Linked DNA regions of Homo sapiens: region 1 is linked to region 2. A link is a loop called in an ENCODE intact Hi-C map of the cell type or tissue named here. Cell type or tissue: Caco-2. All regions are shown on one strand. Links, peaks and the distances in the headings refer to the core of each region. The heading gives the core; the rest is flanking DNA.

Region 1 (10,500 bases), core at 4,426-6,925, 580 kb before region 2:
CAGATGGTGGATCCACTGGAGGGGAAGGGGTTGCTGTTAGTGTGCAAACCCCAGGCTGGTGGCACTCAGGTTCTAGGGAATACTTGCTTTGCTTCTCTGTTTCCTGGGTGTAGACTCTCTGATATACTTGACCACCTGTTCTTCAGGGTGGAGAGTACTGCATGAGCTCTATTTTGGGGATGTGACTGGGAACATAGACCACTGGGTCCAGGTGATGTCACAGTGCTGCAGCCCTCTATGGATGTGGGGGGATGGGCTATTGGCCTTAGGGCAAGATGTAGTGTGGCGGTGGCTCCAACCTCAAAATAACACCATACTGCAGCGGCCTGGTTCCAAGGGGGTTTGGGGACCAATTTTTTATTTCCTCTCCGAAACAATGCAGATGTGTGGACTCCAGGAAGCTCTTTGCACAATGCTCAGGACCTGTAAGGGCTGCAGAGCTCTTTTGTAGTCAGGATTGTGGGCCTCTGTGGTGGGAATGTAGACTTCTTGGGATTTCTTGTTTACATTTTCCTCACAACATGGAGTCCCTCCTAGCTCTGAGCTAATCCTGGCCAACTGCTTCACTTCCCTCTCCATGCTTCCACTGTGAATTTCTGTGCTTCATAGTGTCTTTGCCATTTCCTCGCTAAATTCCAGTGTTCTTCTTCAGTTGCTCTATTTGATATGTGATTATCTATTATGTTATTTTAGTCATTTTTTTGTGGAAGAGGTGAGTTCTTGGTGCTTCTTGTCAGCCATCTTGATAGCCAAGAGTATTGCATTTAAAAAATCAACATTAAATTTTCCTTTTATATTTTTAAATTATACTTCATAATGTATATATATTTATGGAGTACAATTTGATGTTTCAATACATATATATGTTGTATAATGGTCAAATCAAGGTGTTTAGCATATCCAACACCTCATACGTTTATTATTTTTATGGTGAGAATGTTCAAAAGCCTCTAGCTATTTTGTAATATAAAATACCTTATTGTTAACCATTGTCACCCTCCTGTGCAATGGAACACCAGAATTTATGTCTGCTATCTAATTGTAACTTTGTACCCATTGACCAAACTCTCCTTATCTTCAGTCTCTGGTAAACACTGTTTTAGTCTCTGCTTCTATAATATCAACTGCCTTTAAAAAAAAAAAAAAAAAAAGGATTTCAAAAAGAGTGAAATCAGGCAGTATTTTTCTTTCTGTGTCTGACTTATTTTACTTAACATGATGTCCTCCAGATCCATCCACATTGTCACAGAATTTCATTCTTTTTTATTGTTGAATATTATTTAATTATGTATATATGACACATTTTTAAATTCATTCATCTGTTATTGGACGCTTGGCTTGATTCCATGTCTTGGCATTTATAAAAAGGGTGAAATAAACATGAGAGTACAAATATCTCTTCATCATATTGATTTCATTTCATTTGGATATGTACCCAGTAATGGGATTGCTGGATTATTAGGCAGTTTGATTTTTAATTTTTAAAAGAATCTCCATACTGTTTTCTATAGTGGCTATAGTAATTTACAATCCACCAACAGTGTGTTAAGTACTTCCTTTTCTAGTCACCTTTTCCAATGCTTGTTTTCATTTGACTTTTTGATAATAGGCATTCTAACTGGAGGGAGATGGTCTGTCATTGTGCTTTTAATTTGCATTTCAAATTTATGAATGGTTGGTGATGCTAAGCATTTTTTCATGTACGTTTTGGCCATTTGAATGTCTTCCTTTGAGAAATGTCTATTAAAATATTGCTCATGTTTTAATCAAGTTATTTGTGGGGGGGGGTTATTTTGTTTTGTTAGTTTTGTTGTTGTTGTTAACTTTCTTATATATTCTGGTTATTAACCCCTTATCAGATGTATGCATAGCTTGCAAATATCTCTCCAATTCTGGCAATTGTCTCTTCATTCTGTAGATTGTTTCTTTTGCTATGCAAAAGCTTTTTAGTTTGATGTAATCTCATTTTTCTAATTTTCTTGAGGTCTTATTTTAAAAATGCTTCCCCAGCCCAATTCCATAAAATGTTTCCCCTATGTTTGCTTCTCGTAATTTCATTTAAGTATTTAATCCATTTTGAGTTGATTTTTGTATATGGTAAGAAGTAGAGATGTAGTCTCATTCTTCTCCATATGGGTATTTAATGTTTCCAGCACCATTTATTGAAGATACTATCATTTCCCCAATGTGTGTTCTTGGCACCTTTGTCAAAAGTCTGTTGGCTATAGGTGCAATAATTTATTTCTGGGCTCTCCATTTTGTTTCATTGATCAGTGTGTCTTTTTTTTTTTTTTTTACAAGTACCACGCTCTTTTGTTAACTGTAGCTTTGTAGTATATGTTGAAATCACATAGTGTGATTCCTTTAGCTTTGCTCATTTTGCTGTTGATTGTTTTGGCTGTTTTAGGTCTTTTGTAGTTCCATATGAATTTTAGATTTCTTTTTATTTTTGTGAACAATGTCATTGGAATTTTTGTAGGTATTGCATTAAATCTGTAGATACCATTTGGTAATATGGCCATTTTAACAATATTAATTCTTCCAATTCATGAACACAGGATGTCTTTTTACTTATTTGTGCTTTCTTCAATTACTTTTATCAGTGTTTTATAGTTTTCCATGTGGTGTTATTTCAATTCCTTGATTTAGTTTATTCCTAGTTACCTTTAATTTTGTAGTTACTGTAAATGAAAATTTTTTTTCAGATAGTCTGCTATTCACAAATAAAAATGCTACTGATTTTTACATGTAGATTTTGTATCCTGTAACTTCAGTAAATTCATTTAATAGTTCTAACAGTTGTTGTTGTTGTTATTGTTTTTTCTGGTGGAGTTTTAGGGTTTTCTATATATAAGATAATGTCATCTAAAGACAGGGACAAGTTAACATCCTCCTTTTCAATTTGGATTCCCTTTATTTCTTTTTCTTCCCTCATTGCTCTGGTTAGGACTTCCAGTACTATATTGAACAGAGTGGTGAAAGTGGGCACCCTGTCTTGCTCCTGATCTTAGAGGTAAACTTTTAGCTTTTCCCTGTTTAATGTGTTAGCTGTGAGTTTATCACATATGGCCTTTATTCTATCGAGGCACATACTTTCTATATCTAATTTGTTGAGCATCCTTGTCATGAAGGAATGTTGAATTTTGTCAAATGCTTTTTCTGCATCTATTGAAATGATCATGTGAGTTTTTTTCCTCTCTTTTTGTTAATGTAGTGTATCACGTTTATTGATTTGCTTATGTGGGATCATTCTTGTATACTTGGGATAGATTCCACTGGCAAGCATCTTGTTAAGAATGTTTGCATCTATGTTCATCAGGGATATTGGTTTGTACTTTGTTGTTGTTGTTGTGTTATGGTTTGGCTTTGGAATCAGGGTAATGCTGGTGGGATTACAGGCATGAGCCATTGTGCCTGGCCAGAAGACTGATGTTTATTTGTTGATTTTTTGTCTAAATGATCTATCTACTGTTGAAAGTGGGGTGTTGTAGTTTCCTACTATTATTATATTACAACCTGTCTCTCACCTTAGATCTAATAATATTTGCCTTATATATTTGGATACTCTAGTGTTGAGTGCATAAATATTTAAAACTATTATATCTTCTTGTTGTATTGATCTCTTTGTCATTGTATAATGACCTTCTTGACCTCTTTTTGCCATTTTTGATATAAAGTCTAATTTATATGTAAGTATGGCTGTCCTGGTTGCTTTTGGTTTCTGCTTGCATGGATTTTTTTTTAATATTCCTTTACTTTCAGTGTGTATTTGTGTTTAACAATGAAATGAGTCTCCTGTATACGACATATCATCAGGTCTTGTTTTTCTGTTTTCCTGATTTTTCAAAAATCCATTCAGTGACTCTGTCTTTTAATTGGAGAATTCAATCCATTACATTCCAGATAATTATTGATAGGTAAGGACTTACTACTGCTATTTTGTTACTCACATTCTAGTCATTTTGTTACTCACATTCTAGTCATTTTGTAGATTATTTCTTCTTTTTTTCCTCTCTTGCTGTTTTCTTTTGTGGTTAGGTGATTTTCTTCAGCAATGTGTTTTGATTCCTTGCTTTTTATTTTTAGTGTATCCATTATAGGTTTGTGCTTTGTGGTTACCAAGAGGCTTACAAAAGACATCTTATAGTTATAACCAGTTATTTTTAACCTGATAGCAACTTAACTTTAGTCCTGTCAAAAAAGAAATAATCAAAATAAAACTCAACGCTTTAAATTTATTTCTGCCCCTCCAAAATTTTGAATTTTTGATGTCACAATTTGCATATTTTTATATTGCCTATCACTTAACAAACATTTGTAGTTACAATTATTTTTAAATATTTTGTCTTTTATTCTTCATATTAAGGATATAAGTGGTTTATATACCACAATTACCATATTATTGTATTCTGAATTTGTCTGTATGCTTAATTTTACCAGTGAGTTTTAAACTTTCAGATGTTTTCTTGTTACACCTCTTCTTTCAGTTTGAATAACTCCCTTTAGCATTTCTTGCAAGACAGGTCTGGCAGTGATGAATTCCCTATGCTTTTGTTTGTCTGAGAAAGTCTTTATCTATCCTTCATTTCTGAAGGATAATTTTGCCAGGTATAGTATTCATGGGTGGCAATTTTTTTTTTTCCTTCCGCACTCAGAATATATCATCCTACCCTCTCTTGGCTTGTAAGGTTTCTACTCAGAAGTTTACTGCCAGAGTGAACTTTGGGTGACATTTATAAGTCATTTGCTTCTTTTCTCATGCTGCTTTCGGAATCCTGTCTTTGTCACTGACCTTTGAGAGTTTAGTTACAATATGTCTTGGGATAGTCATATTTATATTGTATCTATTTGGTGATATTGAACCTTCCTATACTTGGATATTTATATCTTTCTCCGTGTTTGGAACATTTTCTGTTAGTATTTACTTGAATAAGTTTCTACCTCTTTGTCATTTTCAAGTCTCTCTTGAACTTCAGTGACCCTTATATTTGCTCTTTTGATGTTGTCCCTTAGGACCTGTAAGCTTTGTTTCTTTTCATTCTTTTTAATTTTTTCTCCTCTATTTTCAATTAGTTTATCTTTGAGCTTGCTGATTCTTCCTTCTGCTTGATCAATTGTGTTGTTGAGACCTTCTATTGTATTTTTGAGTTCATTAATCACATTTTTCAGCTTTAGGCTTTCTGTTTGATTTTTAAGTTTTTTTTTCAATATCTTTGTTAAAGTTATCTGATAAATATCTGAATTGCTTTTCTGTGTTATTCTGAAATTCACTGGGTTTCCCCAAAACTACTATTTTAAATTCTTGATCTGAGAGGTTACACATTGCCATCCTATTAGGGTCAGTCATTGGTTTCTTATTTTGTTAATTTTTGAGGCCACAGTTTCCTGTTTGCTCTTGCTTATTTTGGATGTATTTTTATGTCTTTGCACTGAAGTATTAGGTATTTATTCCAGGCTTCTCTGTCTGTCTTGCTTTGTGTTGATCTTTCTAGAGTATATATGTCTAAAGGTCCTAGGCAGACTGTTAAGGTGCCTTATCTCAAGATTGCTGACTCCTTCTCAGCACTAGATGGTGCCCTAAGCTAATCTTTGCTCTAGCTCTTTCACAGGTTCTGAGTTTTGCATAGTGCCTATTTTTGGATGGGCCTGGGGGTGGGATCCAAAGTGGATACATGGCTGTCTGGGAAGGCTGGCGAAGGTTTGTGCCCAAAGCAGTCATGGATAATGCCTCCTATAGCATGATCCTGCTGAAGAGCCTTTCTGATTTATGCCTCCCTAGGTAGAAATGAAGAGCAGCCACCAGATTTTGCATGCTGACTGCTGCTAGCCTCACCTCCACTTTTTGTCTCTGGCTGACCTAAGGAGTTTTTACCCTACAGGCACTTGCAATGATTCCCTTGGGTTAAGGCAGGAATGTTTTTCCTTCTAAGGAACCCAGGATGGTGGAGAAGCCAGCTGTCTGCCTTGATCTCAGTTTTTCCATTGTAGAGGCTACACTTTTTCAGTGTAGAAAGAAGTCTAGGGGCAGTTTTCCATGTGGTGCCTGGCAGCTTGCTGGAGGGGCATCAAGGTTAAAGAAATTCATTTCCCCTACCTTCTGCTCCTGGTTTTTCACTTCTCTGAGGCTCTAGGGATTGTCGCAGCCTCAGTTTTAAGTTTTGGAATATTCCGGGTGATAATCTTGGCACTAGATAGTTGTTTTTGCTTTTCTATGAGGGAGAGTGAAGCCAGATTGCTCCTACTCTGCCATTTTGATGCCATCAGTGAATCCATTTTAAATTTTCACTGAATCATCTGCTGGTGGTGATTAAAGAAGAAACTTCAGTGTTTGACATGTTAACAAAAGGCAGCTAAGTGGTTGCAAAGGTCACATGGCAGAGTCAACAAATCAGCAGCTATTGCTAGGGAAGAATGAGGGCAAGAGCAGTCTCAGGGTTTCTTTTTCTCTTTGAGCTCAGCACACAGTCTTGCAGAGAAGCAACCTTTCTTCCCCTCATATTTCTTGAATTGTGTAGTGGTTGTTATTCTTTTTCATCTTCTGGCTGCTACTTCATTTTTGAGTTTTATTTTGACATAAAAGAGGCACTGCTCCACGCTTCAGTTTTTGTTTTCTTCTTTTTTCTCCACTTTAATCTACATTCTCCTTCTGCCTCTTGGCTCTCACCCATCTTTCATTTGGAGAGTATCAGCAGGAATCAGCCAGAGGGATAGTTTGCTGTATATAGAATTGGCCTCTTCAAGCTGTAGACAGACTTTCCCAGAATGTCATTTCAATGTCAGACAGGTCTTCAGGGCAGCAACACAGTACCTGGAAGGATGGGATGGCCATAAAAATGTGCCAATCAGATCTCTTGCTTCGGGGAGCATAACTGATTGGTAGCCTCAGCTGCTCTTCTTCTAGCTCTTCCCTGCTCATTTGTTTGTGCCAAAAGCATGCCTCCCATGAATTCCTTCCAGCTAACAAATGAGCATAGTGGGGATACTGGCCTCACAGATGCAGGCCTATTCCTGTAAAACACAGGACTCTTGTTTTGGTGACTTTACTTGAGAATTTCCATATGGCTAAAACCTTGTTAGAACTGTGCTGCAGCTTGGAACTCTTATTACTTAATCCCCCTTAATTTCTCCTTTGGAAGCCCCAAAGATGTTTAAATGCTGAGAAAGATTGAAAATGGCTGAGAAAACTTGGGACCCTAAAAAATGAGATGGGGGCAACTGGATGGATTTCCTGAGGATATTGACTCTGCACACTCCTCCCCATGCTGACCATTCTCAGAGCTTTCAGCAGTTAACAACCCTTCCCTAGTAAGAACTACGCTACCCTCTTGGTAGAAGATAAAGCAGTGAATCAAGAAGAATCCCACTCAAGAGCTGCCTCTACTTCCTCTCCTGCATTCCACACTGATAACTATGATTCCAGCTGAAGATGTGCTGGGCCAGATAAGGGAAGGAAGAAATTATATACTAGAGAAACTATGAATTTTAGCTAGCTTATACTTGTATTGGAATTTTAGTGATATTTGATGGAGGGTACTGGAATGTAAGAGTGGACAAGCAAAAATTCATTGACTTGGGGGAACTTTCTCGACACGGAATTTAACATTCTTGTGAGGACCCCTGGGGATAGGGTAAACTCACCTCTAGGGTGGCTATTAGAAGCCTGGAGCATTGTGGAGGTAAATTGCAGGCTCCTTCCTGTGAGAAATGCAATTTTGCCTGGAGTATTTCAACAGGCACCCTCAGCTGATGTGTTTGCCGTTGGCCTGGCTGACACTTTCTTAGAAACACACTGCAGTTTGCTGCAGGTTGAATTGCCTTCCACTGAGTCATCCTTCTTTTCCCCTCTTTCACAGCTGTCTGACTCCGCCCACTCTTTGAATTTCCCTCTTCTTTTTTTTTTTTTTTTTTTTGGTTTGTTTGGTTTTTTTGAGACGGAGTCTCGCTCTGTCGCCCAGGCTGGAGTGCAGTGGCACAATCTCGGCTCACTGCAAGCTCCGCCTCCCGGGTTCACGCCATTCTCCTGCCTCAGCCTCCCGAGTAGCTGGGACTACAGGTGCCCACCACCATGCCCAGCTAATTTTTTTGTATTTTTAGTAGAGATGGTGTTTCACCGTGTTAGCCAGGATGGTCTCGATCTCCTGACCTCGTGATCCGCCTGCCTTGGCCTCCCAAAGTGCTGGGATTACAGGCGTGAGCCACCGTGCCCAGCCTGAATTTCCCTCTTCTTTATCCTATTGGGGTATTTCCCCCAATAAATCTCTTGTATGTAACATCTCATCTTGGTGTCTGCTTTTAAGAGGAATCCAAATTAACATAGGGGAACATTCTGGTATTAGTCTATGAGGGGAAAAGCCAGAAAGAGGTAGAAACTCCATAAAAACTTGTTTTTCTTGAGAAATTATTTTCCCTGGATTTTTCCCCCAAAATCTCCAGTAAACAAGCAATGAGTTGTTTGTCCCCAAGCTATCCTTACACCCTCAGACTTAGAATTCTATTTCCCAAGGCTACTCCCCTTCACAGGAGAATATAAATTACAACACTCATACAGCAGAGATTGAAGAGCATGAGCTCCAATTTAGACTTCTGAGGCCAGAGGGCTCTGATTCTATCCTCAGAGTTCTCATTCCAAGTCAGTTTTAAGCTGATAATTATGGAAACAAAAGGAAGCTTGCTGATCACAGTCCTGTGTGGTCTGTCTGTGCGCAATGTGTCTCAATCCCTCCCTTTACTTTCATACTTAATAATGTTATCTGTTACCCATTAGGGAGCCATAAGATCTATTCCCACATAGGACCCATCCCAGATGAATCCTTGTGTGGTTCTGATTAGGTTTCAGGCTCCACCCAGCCCAGAGATTTTGTAATTTGACAGGAAGAGCTGCCTTGGGGTTTGATAGAAATACCTGGAAGTGAGAGCCCACCTTGTGCCAATTTCCTTCCATTTGAGTGAAATTACTTTTACTTCGCCACTTTCACTTTCACCTTCACCAAACACACCCTCACTTTTGAACAAGACTCACCTGGTTGATATTGGCTGCCTTCCCTGAGGCTCCTATATTGTGAATTTTTACAAATATTCTTCTGCATCCCTCCTCACCTGTGAGTAGTTTGTGCACCTACTTGCAAACGTTCATTTGCTGTGTGAAGTGCGCGTTACTTTGATATGTCTTTCCCAAAACGTGTGTCATAGAACATCGATTCCTTGAGATGTTAATAATTGTCCTGCAAAAATGGCTTCAGTCAAATAAATTTAGAGAAGTCTGTGTTTAAAAATACATATGTATAGGAACACATAAAACATTTTGACTTTAAGACTTCTCAGGGTCTTTAAGGTGATCAAGAGTGTGGTGAATCTTCAAGAGGGAGATAAAGTATGTAATAACTTCCAAAATTATTTACCACAAAATTCATAGAGTCCATTCTTATTTTTGCAGTAACTTCACAGCTGATGCCTCAGGGACTGGCATGCACAAAATTCAGGGCTGCATGTGAGAAGGGTGTGGGGTGCCTTCCCCTGATAAGGAGTCTCTGCTGAAATAAGACTGATCCCTGTTGCCCCTCCAAGGAGCTTCCTGCAGCAAGAGCCATTGAGACTGCAAATGATTTGATTTTAACGTCCTGGATGCTTCTATGGCAACATAAAGGTGTTTAATGCTAGTCCCTGCCTTCAACTTTAAACACTGCCAGACCCAGACTCTGAGATGTGCAGTTAATTATTTTAGTTCCTTTTCTTCCCGGATTCAATTGGGTTCCATCAAAAACACAAAGCTCATCATGGCTGAGAAAAACAGGTCACAGTTGGAATTCATTTGGCAATAGAGGATATTGGATTATGTCCCTGAATATCTGTTTTGAAAACACTAAAACTTCCAAGCTTTTGCTAAACAAACTGTTCCTGTTTATGTGACACACCATAAGCCATGGGTCCTGACTGTACTTCTGTTCGAAGGCCTCCAAAATTGTAGTTTATATTCAAATCTATCGCACATCAAAATCCAAATTTGAGAAGACTCCAGGATACATATACATTCGGTGCTATGGTCTAAACATAACCTGAATTGCTTTAGAATGAACATTTTTGTCAATTACTCTCTGGAGTTAGGGACTCCTTTCCATGTAGATCACCTGACAAACCCAAGCAGGAAATACAGCCTAAGTCAAATTGAAAAGATTTAAGTGCTTGGCTAATACAGCAAATCCTAGGGATCTAGGATTCAGGGGACATTCCCTTATTGGTGGTTTTCTTACAATCTTGAGGCTCAGTCTGATGGTTGGACATAATTGAATGTTTAAATACTCCAGGGCTAACTCAATGAGCCTGGGAATATAAAGAGAACTGCTGTTGCACTGTGGAATATTCAGTTATTACATGCAATTTCTTTAAAAGTTCCCATGCATTTTCTTTACCACTGAGGATTTACTTCAATATTTATTTTTATTTATATATTTATTACTCCCTTCCACTGAAGATCTGAGGGCATAGATTTATTCCAAGAATATG
Region 2 (10,500 bases), core at 3,275-5,774:
AAAAATAGAAAAACTTAGCCAGACGTGGTGGCAGGAGTCTATTATCCCAGCTACTCGGGAGGCTGAGGCAGGAGAATCGCTTGAACCCAGGAGGCGGAGGTTGCGGTGAGCTGAGATGGTGCCATTGTACTCCGGCCTAGGCAACAAGAGCAAAGCTCTGTCTCTAAATAAATAAATAAATAAATAAATAAATAAATAAATAAATAAAATGAGGACATTCCAAAAAGACACAGGAGCCAGGTTGCCCTGGCCTGGGCAACAAGAGCAAAGCTCCGTCTCAAAATACATAAGTAAATAAATAAATAAATAAAATGGGGACATTCCAAAAAGACACAGGAGCCAACCTGACAGAGCTCCCCATGTCAAAGCTGTTACAATTTGAGAAGGTAAGTGTAAACAATTTGAACAAATTACACCTGCCTATACTGATATGAATAAATGAGTGCATAAATAGATGAGGAAGAAGGAATGACTCTTCTTCACAGTAGAACTCCAATTAATAAATGTAGAAGAAATTAGAGAAATATAAAGATCACCATTAGAAAACCACAATTAATTGTTGCAAGCAAGATCCACAAATGACTGCCAACATTTGTTAAAAACTGTAAGAAGAAACAGGGTATTTAGGGAGCCTCAAAGTATCTCCCATAAAATATGTATTAATTGCAAAGAGGGGAAAAAAGTAATTTTACAGTACAGAAACCTAGCTGATATCACCTGAACCAAATGATCAAGGTTAAAATTACTAATAAAAAGACATGTCAATATCATGTTGTACCTCCTGATATAATGTGATATGATGCACTGAGAAGATTATATCACCTCTGCTGTGTTCTTCCCAGAACTTCATAACCTCAATTTAATCAAGAGAAAAACATCACACAAACTCAAACTGAGGGACTTTCCAAACATGTCAAGGTTATGAAAGAGAAGGAAAGACAGAGATTGTCACAGGTCTGAGGAGACAAAAGAACATGACCACAAAATGTTTCATAACATCTTTGATTGGACCCTGAAACAGAATAAGGATATTCATTTTAAAAAGAATGGTAGAATTCTAATAAAGTCTGTCATTTGTTAATAGTGTTATATACAAATATTCATTTCTTAGTCTTGATAACTGTACCTGGTTATGTAGGATGTTAACATTAGAAAAAGCTGGGTAATAGGTACACAGAAACCCTTTGTGTCATTATGGCAACTCTTCTGTAAATCTAAAGTTATTTCAAAATAACAAGTTAAAATGTTTTAAATTCTCAAAATGTTTAAAATCTTTTGTTATACTAAATGTCCCAATTTGGAGTTTGGAACAATTATCACTGTAATTATAGAAAACATTAAAACATACATTGAATAGTTTTTAATGTATTAAGCACTTACATATATATATATATATATATATATATATATATATATATATATATATGTCACTTGATATGGATCATACAGAGCAATGTTCTTGCCCACAGAAGTTAATAATTTAGACAGTCTGTTTCAAAGCCACATTCCAAGCCCAATATCAATGATACTGAAGAAGAGAAATTTCCATCTCATCAAAGTAGTAAAAGATCCTCAAGGTGCTTGATACTGCAGCAATATTTCCTATTGCCTCTGCAGTGGCTGTAAAGATTACGAACTCTGTGGCTAGATGGGTGGATTCGTTTGTTCTTGCACTGCTATAAGGAAATACCTGAAACTGGGTAATTTATAAAGAAAAAAGGTTTAACTGGCTCGTGTTTCCACAGGCTGCACAGGAAGCATGATGCTCCCATCTGCTCAGCTTCTGGGGAGGCCTCAGGGAACTTTCAATCATGGCAGAAGGCAAAGGGGAAGCAGGCACATCTTTCGTGGTAGGAGCAGGAGCAGGAGAGAGAGGACAAAGGTGCCACACACTTTTAAACAACCAGATGTCATGACAACTCACTATCGTGAAGACAGCGCCAATGGAGGGTGGTGTTAAACCATGAGAAACTGCCTCCGTGATCCAATCACCTCCCCCTAGGCCCCACCTCCAGCACTGGGGATTACAATTCAACATGAGATGTGGGTGGGGACACAGAGCCAAACCCTATCAATGGGGAAACAGTGTGGGAGACTTTTTGAGGTCCATACAGTTGTCCCTGGGCTGCAGCATCCCACAGGGGAGGCTTCACCACCAAGGTTTTTACAGTCACAAGCACTCATTTGCTTATGGTATATGTCTTATCAAAATGACAAAAATACTCCTTTTTATTGCCACAGTAGAAGAAAAAAAACCATTAAGAGCTGATTATTTGAAATGGAAAAATGTCTACATGCCAAGAAAAAAAAGATTTTATCTTGCAATAAAGACCTTTTCCTATAACAACAGCTAATGTTTGTTGAAAGCTTTTAATATGCCAAGTCTTGTGCAAAGCTCTTTATATGCAGGATTTCATCTAATCCTCCTAGGAACCCCATGAAGCATTATTATTATGTCCATATTCAAATAAGAGAATTGAGGTGTTGCAAGGTTAAGTAATGTGCCCAAAGTTGCAAAGGTGGGGAAAGATATATCCAGGAATCAAACCAAAGTCTATCTGTCTTTAGAACTGACTTAACCTCTACCATGTACAACCAGCTTTTTTTTTGGAGACAGAGTCTCGCTCTGTCATCCAGGCTGGAGTGCAGGGGCACCTTCTCGGCTCACTGCAACCTCCACCGCCCAAGTTCAAGTGATTCTCCTGCCTCAGCCTTCCGAGTAGCTGGAATTACAGGCACCCATCACCATGTCTGGCTAATTTTTGTATTTTTAGTAGAGACGGGGTTTCACTACGTTGGCCAGGCTGGTCTCAAACTCCTCACCTCAAGTGATCCACCCACCTCGGCCTCCCAAAGAGCTAGGATTACAGGCATGAGCCACTGCGCCCAGCCAAGGTTTCTTTTCAGAGAAGAATTTTCCAGATGATTATGAGTATAGGCTTATTTACAAGATTTAGAATTAGCTAAAAATATTTTTTCAACTTTTTACAAACATGACTAAGGTGAACATATAACGAAACCTTTTATAAACAAATGCATATACCAATTGGGTGGAGAATTGTTTAATTCGCCACATGAGCACTTAGAACATACTGAAACTTTAAATCTTTTAAGCTTTTATAGCCTACCAGTGGAATGTACTAGGAACTCTGTCTTTTTTTTTTATTTTTTTGAGACAGCATTTCACTCTTGTCTCCCAGGCTGGAGTGCAATGCTGCGATCTTGGCTCACTGCAACCTCCACCTGCCGGTTTCAAGCAATTCTCCTGCCTCAGCCTCCATAGTAGCTAGGATTACAGGCATTCACCACCACACCTGGCTAATTTTATATTTTTAGTAGAGATGGGGTTTCACCATGTTGGCCAGGCCGGTCTCGAACTCCTGTCCTCAGGTGATCTGTCTGCCTTGGCCTCCCTAAGTGCTGGGATTACAGGTGTGAGCCACCGCACCCGGCTGGCACCCTGTCTTCTTAATACCAAAGGTGTCAGCATCATTAGCTGCTAGCCAAATGGCAAACAAAACCACTTTACCTACTTGGCCAAGTAAATATTGCGAAAGTAAGGAAGGGATGGAAAAATAAAGGTTATTTAGTCTTAGCTATTGTATTCCTAAAGTAAATATAATCTTGCAAGTCATCATGGGGAAAATAACTAGGGAAACCTAAATTATCCTCCAAAATTCCCTTTGCCTTTCATATTCAATAAAGCCTAACCCTCCCTCACCATCAATAAGTCAGTCTGTCTTTGGTTTGCTTTGGCGGTTGAATAGCTGCTACGTTAGTGGCATATACAAAATGAGAGGGTAGAAGATCAATAGAGAGATTATGTAAGAAAGAAATTCATTACAGTATCTCTTTATAGCACTTCTATTTGCTTATTGACTAAATATTTATGTTAAGCACTGTCTATGTGCCAGGCACTATACCCCAGCTACAGAAAAAAAAAAAAAAAAAAAATGAATGATATATTCCCTGCCCTCCAGTAGTTCAGTTTCCTGGGGGAATGAGACATAAGTAATCAACTGTAATAGGGCTGAACTTGACCCTAAAGGAGTCAAGTGGAGAAAGCACATATTTTTTTCTGTCTGGGAAAGTCAGGATATTGGGGCTTAAAGTATAAGTTGCGGTTCACCAGGCAGAGAGGGACACAAAAAATATTCCAGGAAGACAGAACAGTATGTTCAAGGTGACTACAAGTAGCTCAGCATGATTGCAGTTCAGGTTGCAAGTTGGGGAGTGGCAGGATATGAGGCTGGAAAGGCAAACATAAGCCCAAATGACATGCATAACTGCCTTGTAATATCACACTTACCTTCTCACTGCATTCTAGAACATGTCTTATTCATCAATGTCTCCCTAACTCAATGTGTGCCATGTAATAGGTCCTCAAATAACAGTACATTAACAGCCCGACAATCTTTTTAAATGTAATTTTATGTCTATCATAATCAGTTGTAAAACTAGGTCAACTTGTATTAAGCTGTTAGTTGGCCTTTTTTAAAACTAATGTAATGACTGCCCTCTAGTGGTTATAAAACAATAAACTTTTCTATCAGTCAATGCCAGTAGCTTTCACTCTTTCCAGTAAGAAAACTTAACTAAGGCATGCCCTTTGATATTTTTATATTCTATTGTATTTTATTTTAAAAAAATGTTGGTTACAAGGAATAATATATCTTCACCCACTAATAGCTTGCCATCCAGTTTGACAACGAGTGTTCTCTGAGAACACTTGGTTTAATATATTAACTATGTCATATAGACTATGGTTTATGATTTAATTTATTCTGAAAGTAGATATGATTTAACGTTTTCTGAAATAGTAGGCTGCTTAAGTTTAACAATACAGATAATATAAATAATACAAATAAAATTCCCCATACACTAATACTAATCATACCTACCAAATATATTATCTTTTCTATTAGTAACTTACATACATTTCACATGTATTACCTCAAAAAAGTCTCTACTACAAATCTGTGTTTACTTTCATTCTTCAGAGTTGCAGACTGAATTTCCTCAGTCATAACAAGACTTACAATAAAGTTATGAAATATAGCTTATTGCTATAATAGGAAAAATAAGAAAACATTCTATAAGGTGATAAACAGGGAAACTGTTAAATTATGGTACATTTATATGATGACTATTACACAGCCATTAAAATTATATTTTCAAAGAATATTTAATGAATTAAAGAAATAACAATGATTCGTTGCTAAGTGGAAAGAGAGGGACCTGGAGCTATACTTAGAGTGTCTCAACCATGGGAGGAAATAAACACATCAAGAAAGAAAAGCCAGGAAATTAATGCAATCAAATATCAGGAGTGGTTTCTCTGCAATCAGATTCCAGGTGATTTTCATTTTTTCTTAATACTTTTTTTTTATATTTTTCACACTATCTACATTGTGCATGTGTAACTTCAGAGAAGTCCAAAAAAATTAAAAGCAAATGAAATTGTCTCCTTTGATAAAAGTGTACACATGAAAGAGAAAGAATGCCCCTCAAAGTCTGCCTTTCCAGATGTCCTGTGTAGCTGAATTACAGACCCTGTAACAGATTTTCTATACTGGAGGATGAGTTTGCTTGTCACAAAAGCATCTTCCAGGGTATTCCTTATCTACAAATATTCGTAAAAGGAGGCCTGGACCTTCAGAATCAGAAGATGAGTAGGTATAATTTTGTGTTATCTCCTGTATATAAGTATCAGTCAAAACAAACTCTCCAAGAACTTTATCTTGGAAAGGTTACATCAGTCTGAGTTTTGTTCCATTGGATGGCCCTTTTTTTTTTTAATTTTTTTAAAGAGATGGGGTCTTGCCATGTTGCCCAGGCTAGTCTCAAACTCCTGGGCTCAAGCAATCTTCCTGCCATCCAGGCCAGGCACAGTGGCACTTTTGACTGCAAAGTATGAAAGCACTAAGAGTATTGCTCTACAGAATGGTAAATATGATATGCAATTTTAAATTAATTTATATTAAAAGGTTGCCAAAGTTATCAATGTTGCTTATATTTCCTAAAATGGATTATGACCTAAACAATATTTATGAACACCTAAAACTCATTAAAAATCTCTTTTCCATTTTTAATATTTTATCCTCATATTTTATTGTATATGCAGTCGTTGTCATAATGCCTTTCTTCCAGAGATTTTTTACAATGCCTTTTTTTAAAGATTAAGTAGAAAACTTTCCAAGAATTTCAAATAATTTTAAAGAAAGAAATTTATACATCAGCCACTCCATCTAACTCTTCATATTAAAGATGAAATCCAAGTACTTTTTAAATGACATTAGTTAAAGCTTCCAATGTCCACGGAAATAAAACTAGTATTTTGCCTTTTTGGTTTCTCCAGCCCAGCAAAGAAAGAATGAAAAAAATATTTGCAGAAAGTGAGAACTTTGTAAGTTACTGCATTGATCAGAAATCAATTCAAAGCTATGTAATACGTATTCACTCAATACAACTTTACTGAGTACCTCTTAAATCATCTCTATGCTTGGGACCAGGGACTCCAATAGAGATCAAATACAATCCCACTAATCAAAACATTTAGCCTATGAGATCTTAAAGACCGGCAAACAGGCAATTACAGCAAAGTGTGAGTGAACACAGATTATAATGAGATTGCCTAGAAGGGCCATCTAATCCAGGACTTGGGCTGTGAAGGCAGGCTTTCTGGAAAATGTGACTACCAAAGTGAGGGCTGAAGGATGGGTTAGACAAGCAAGGATGGAAGAGGATGTAATTTCAGGCATTAGAAACAGCATGTGTCAAACTCAGCCTGCTTTGCCCATACTTCATAAATCTCCAAATCAAACAGGGCTTTCAGGCAAGAGAGCAATTGGAAGCATTATTATACCTCTGCTCTTTCCTGAAGCCCTACTTAAATCACAAGGATTAAAAAGGACAGATAGCAGCCAGGCACGGTGGGTCATGCCTGTAATCTCAGCACTTTGGGAGGCTGAGGCAGACGGATCACCTGAAGTCAGGAGTTTGAGACCAGCCTGGCCAACCTAGTGAAACCCCGTCTCTACTGAAAATACAAAAAAATTATCCAGGCGTGGTGTCAGGCACCTGTAATCCCAGCTACTCGGGAGGCTGAGGCAGGAGATTCGGTTGGACCCGGAAGGCAGAGGTTGCAGTGAGCCGAGATCGCGCCACTGCACGACAGCCTGGGCGACAGAGTGAGACTCTGTCTCAAAAAAACAGAGAAAGAGATACCCTAGATGTCTCAATTGTTGTAAGTAATAATAAAATAAAAGGAGGGAGTACAAGACAAAGAGAAAACAAGGGAAGACAGCGCCAAAACTTGGAAGGTTAGAAAGCAGGTGATGAAGTGGTAACTGATTTAGATAATCAAAGAAAGCTAAAACCTATGCTGGCAGTAGGGGAAGCCTAAAGCAAGCCAGTCTTTCCTGCAAAACCAGAAAGGCCCAGGTTTGAAAGTCATCCGGTAGTTCTGCAAACTGGGGGTAAAGGTAAGACTGAAACAGTAATGATTAGTTGGAAGTCTGTTAGACAAACAGTTAAACCCCAGATCCAAATGTCATGCAAGACAGCTGGACCACTCTCCTTCTTTTGCCAAAGCAGGAACATTTAACTTTAAAACTATGAATAAACGAGAATTTCTTTAACCCATTAGAAGGCATTTAGTGGTTGCTGAGGGCTTGCTGCTGAGATAGTCCCGTCAGGACCTGAGGAGTCTTTCCCCAGCTGACAGGAATGTCGGCGGCTGACAGCTCTCAGCTGAGTCACTCTCCAGGCATTTCCCGCAGGCCAAGAGACTCCTCACACGGGGCCACACCCAGTCCCTGAGGGCCGCCCTTATCCAATGCCTGGTTGATGTGGGGCATGAAGTCCTGGCCCCTTTGCCTCAAGGTAGGTCCGTTTTGAAAGGCACGACTGCACACCAGCAAGAAACGACCAAAAAAAAAAATTTGTAACTTTTTAAAAGATACCATTTACAAAAATAACCAAATTTAAAATGCCAACTCTGAATCTTTAAAAAGATATGCAAGCCTTTTCTGGAAAAAAGATTAAAATATTGAAAGACATTTTAAAAGATTTAAATAAATGGATGTATATACCATATCCTTGGATTTGAAAACTCAATATCATGTCAGTTCCTCCCATTGATATTAAACATTCAATGCAATTCCAACTAAAACACTCAAGGCCTGTTTGTGGAATTTGACAAGATGATCTAAAAATTTATGTGAAAGAGGAAAGAACAAGAATAGCCCAGATACACCTGTGTCCGAAGACTAACGTGGAGGTACTTGCCCTATCAAATAACAAGACTTTTTGTTTTTCTCTCCTTTTTTTGACACAGAATCTTGCTCTGTCACCCACGCTGGAGTGCAGTGGCACTATCTCAGCTCACTGCAACCTCCACCTCCCGGGTTCGAGTGATTTTCCTGCCTCAGCCACCCAAGTAGCTGGGATTATAGGCATGCACCACCACGCCAGGCTAATTTTTGTATTTTTAGTGGAAACAGCATTTTGCCATGTTGGCCAGGCTGGTCTCAAACTTCTGGCCTCAAGTGATCCATCAACCTCAGCCTCCCAAAGTGTTGGGATTACAGGCGTGAGCCATGGCACCCAGCAAAAGCTCTTATAATTAAGATAATGTGGTACTGGCACAAGATACATATAAAAATCAATAAAGTACATATTAAAAATCAAAATACATATAAAAATAAATAAAAACTCTTGCAAATAAACCTGATTTACAGCAAAGCAGGCGTTGTATCAAGCTACAATAGCTATGGTAGTTATGAACACGCACCGCTCAGATTTCCTTTCAAGAGATAACCTGCGCAAAAGAGACTGTTGGCTGACAGCCCCTACCTGCTGTACCTCCTGCATCCACCATGGTGTTCACATCAATGCCTTTCTCCCCGCAGACTGTTCCCAGTGACTGAACATTGTGGAAGACTGTGGAAAATTGTGGGTGTCCCAGAAACAGACAATTCTTAACCAGTGAGGGACTTCTCTGGTGGATAGTCTTTACATATGGGTGCCTCAATAGGCCTGGGCAAGACTTCCTTTTTCAGAGCTACTTCTTCCTTCCCATGCTCTTTTCACATGTGTCAGACACACATCATAACATCATAACCTTTATCCTTCACAGGTGTTTCTTCCCAATAAATCTCATACACCTCTAATTCCATCTTGAGATCTGCTTTTCAGAGGAACTTAACTGACATAGTTGGTACCAGGAACAGTCCAAGAAAGCAGGCTAAAAGGTGGAGATTGGGGATGGAATCACTGAATGGCAAGGAAAACCCCATGCTGAGTGGAGAGTGGGTCACAGATTGTCCCTGGCTCAAGGTAGTGGCTCGACTGCCACTATTTCACAGGTGATGACCTGGGGAAACATTCCCTGAGAAAAACAGGCTTGCCAATTCAAGAATCCAGGCATTTAAAAGATGCAGTGGGACTAACACCTGCAAAGACAGTAGCTAGTTATTACTAAGTTGAATTGAAAACCTTCAGAGTGATGAGAAACTGAGAGCAGTTAACAACTAAAGGTTAAGTATGAGAGCCAGGATGCACTTGCGGTGGTATTGCTTACAAAGAGATCCTTATCACCCTGCAGTGGAAGAGAGCTCAGCTGCGGGGCAATCATAGGACTTAGAATAAGGAGCTGCAGAGGCATTTATCAGGCAAGGCAGATCTGTCACAAAAAGACCAGAGCCCTGAAACATCTGGGTGGGTAGCCCCAAGAATTCCTGGTCACTGGATTCCCAAATCGGTGCCTATCTCTCCTACCATTAGGAGACTGCAGGAACCAACAAGATCTCAGTGATGCTGCTGCCTCTTCCTGCAGATCCTTCTTGCAGATCCTTCAGACCTAGAACTTCCCCAGCTGTATTGGGCTGGGATTTAACACTAGTTATCTGCTTGTCAGCAGACGGAGGGTAACTGTGAGGGGTTTCTGGCTGCCTTGTGGTGGAAAGGCCTCAGTAGGGTCTTCTCAGGTGGAGTAAATGCTAGCTCTTAACAAGGAGTAGTGAGAGAGGGGCACTGATATCACGAAGAACTTCAGTGGTGGCTCTGCTCTGTAGGCCAGGACTGAAGGTATGAGAGGAGATCAAGCCTCCTCTATTACAGAGCTGGGCTCCTTAATTGTAGCGAGCATGATGAGCCCCCAGAGTAAGAGAGACCAGGTAACTGCCAGAAGCCAGGGGCCACAGTTACTCTAAAAACCAGCAAGGTTAAAGAAGCAGCAGAGGGGGCTTGGTTGTCAGGCAGTTGTAGAAATGATGAATATAATTTGGAGTTTCTAGGGTCCAAACAAGTTGGCACCCTACAAGGGTACTACTTAACATCTACAATCAAAACAAGTAAAGAATGGAGGAGTAGGTAGCTTAGGACAGTGGTCCCAATAAAAATTATAATATCTTGCTCAGTTTCCAGACCTGAGCCTTTTTATTTAAGACAGAGTCTTGCTCTGTCGCCCAGGCTGGAGTGCAGTGGCACGATCTCGGC

Evidence for each region. A loop is a pair of places that touch in the nucleus more often than their neighbours do. Peaks named below come from ENCODE experiments on the same cell type or tissue, not always from the same donor. Only the 100,000 strongest peaks of a DNase experiment are listed, where the experiment ranks them.
Region 1: a loop joins it to region 2, with 11 times the contacts of the local background. A loop is called at or near these places in 4 of 110 quality-filtered maps.

The regions. Positions count from the first base shown.
Region 1 is chr11:101,423,514-101,434,013 of GRCh38, forward strand. No RefSeq gene overlaps it. Among named protein-coding and RNA genes, the nearest start is that of MIR3920, 91 kb to the right of the region's middle. In Caco-2, for the core only: a CTCF peak has its summit at 5,574 (motif pointing right); a DNase peak (open chromatin) is centred at 6,380.
Region 2 is chr11:102,003,516-102,014,015 of GRCh38, forward strand. No RefSeq gene overlaps it. Among named protein-coding and RNA genes, the nearest start is that of CFAP300, 39 kb to the right of the region's middle. RefSeq lists enhancers at 6,496-7,122, 7,408-8,607. In Caco-2, for the core only: CTCF peaks have their summits at 4,488 (motif pointing left) and 4,692; a DNase peak (open chromatin) is centred at 4,226.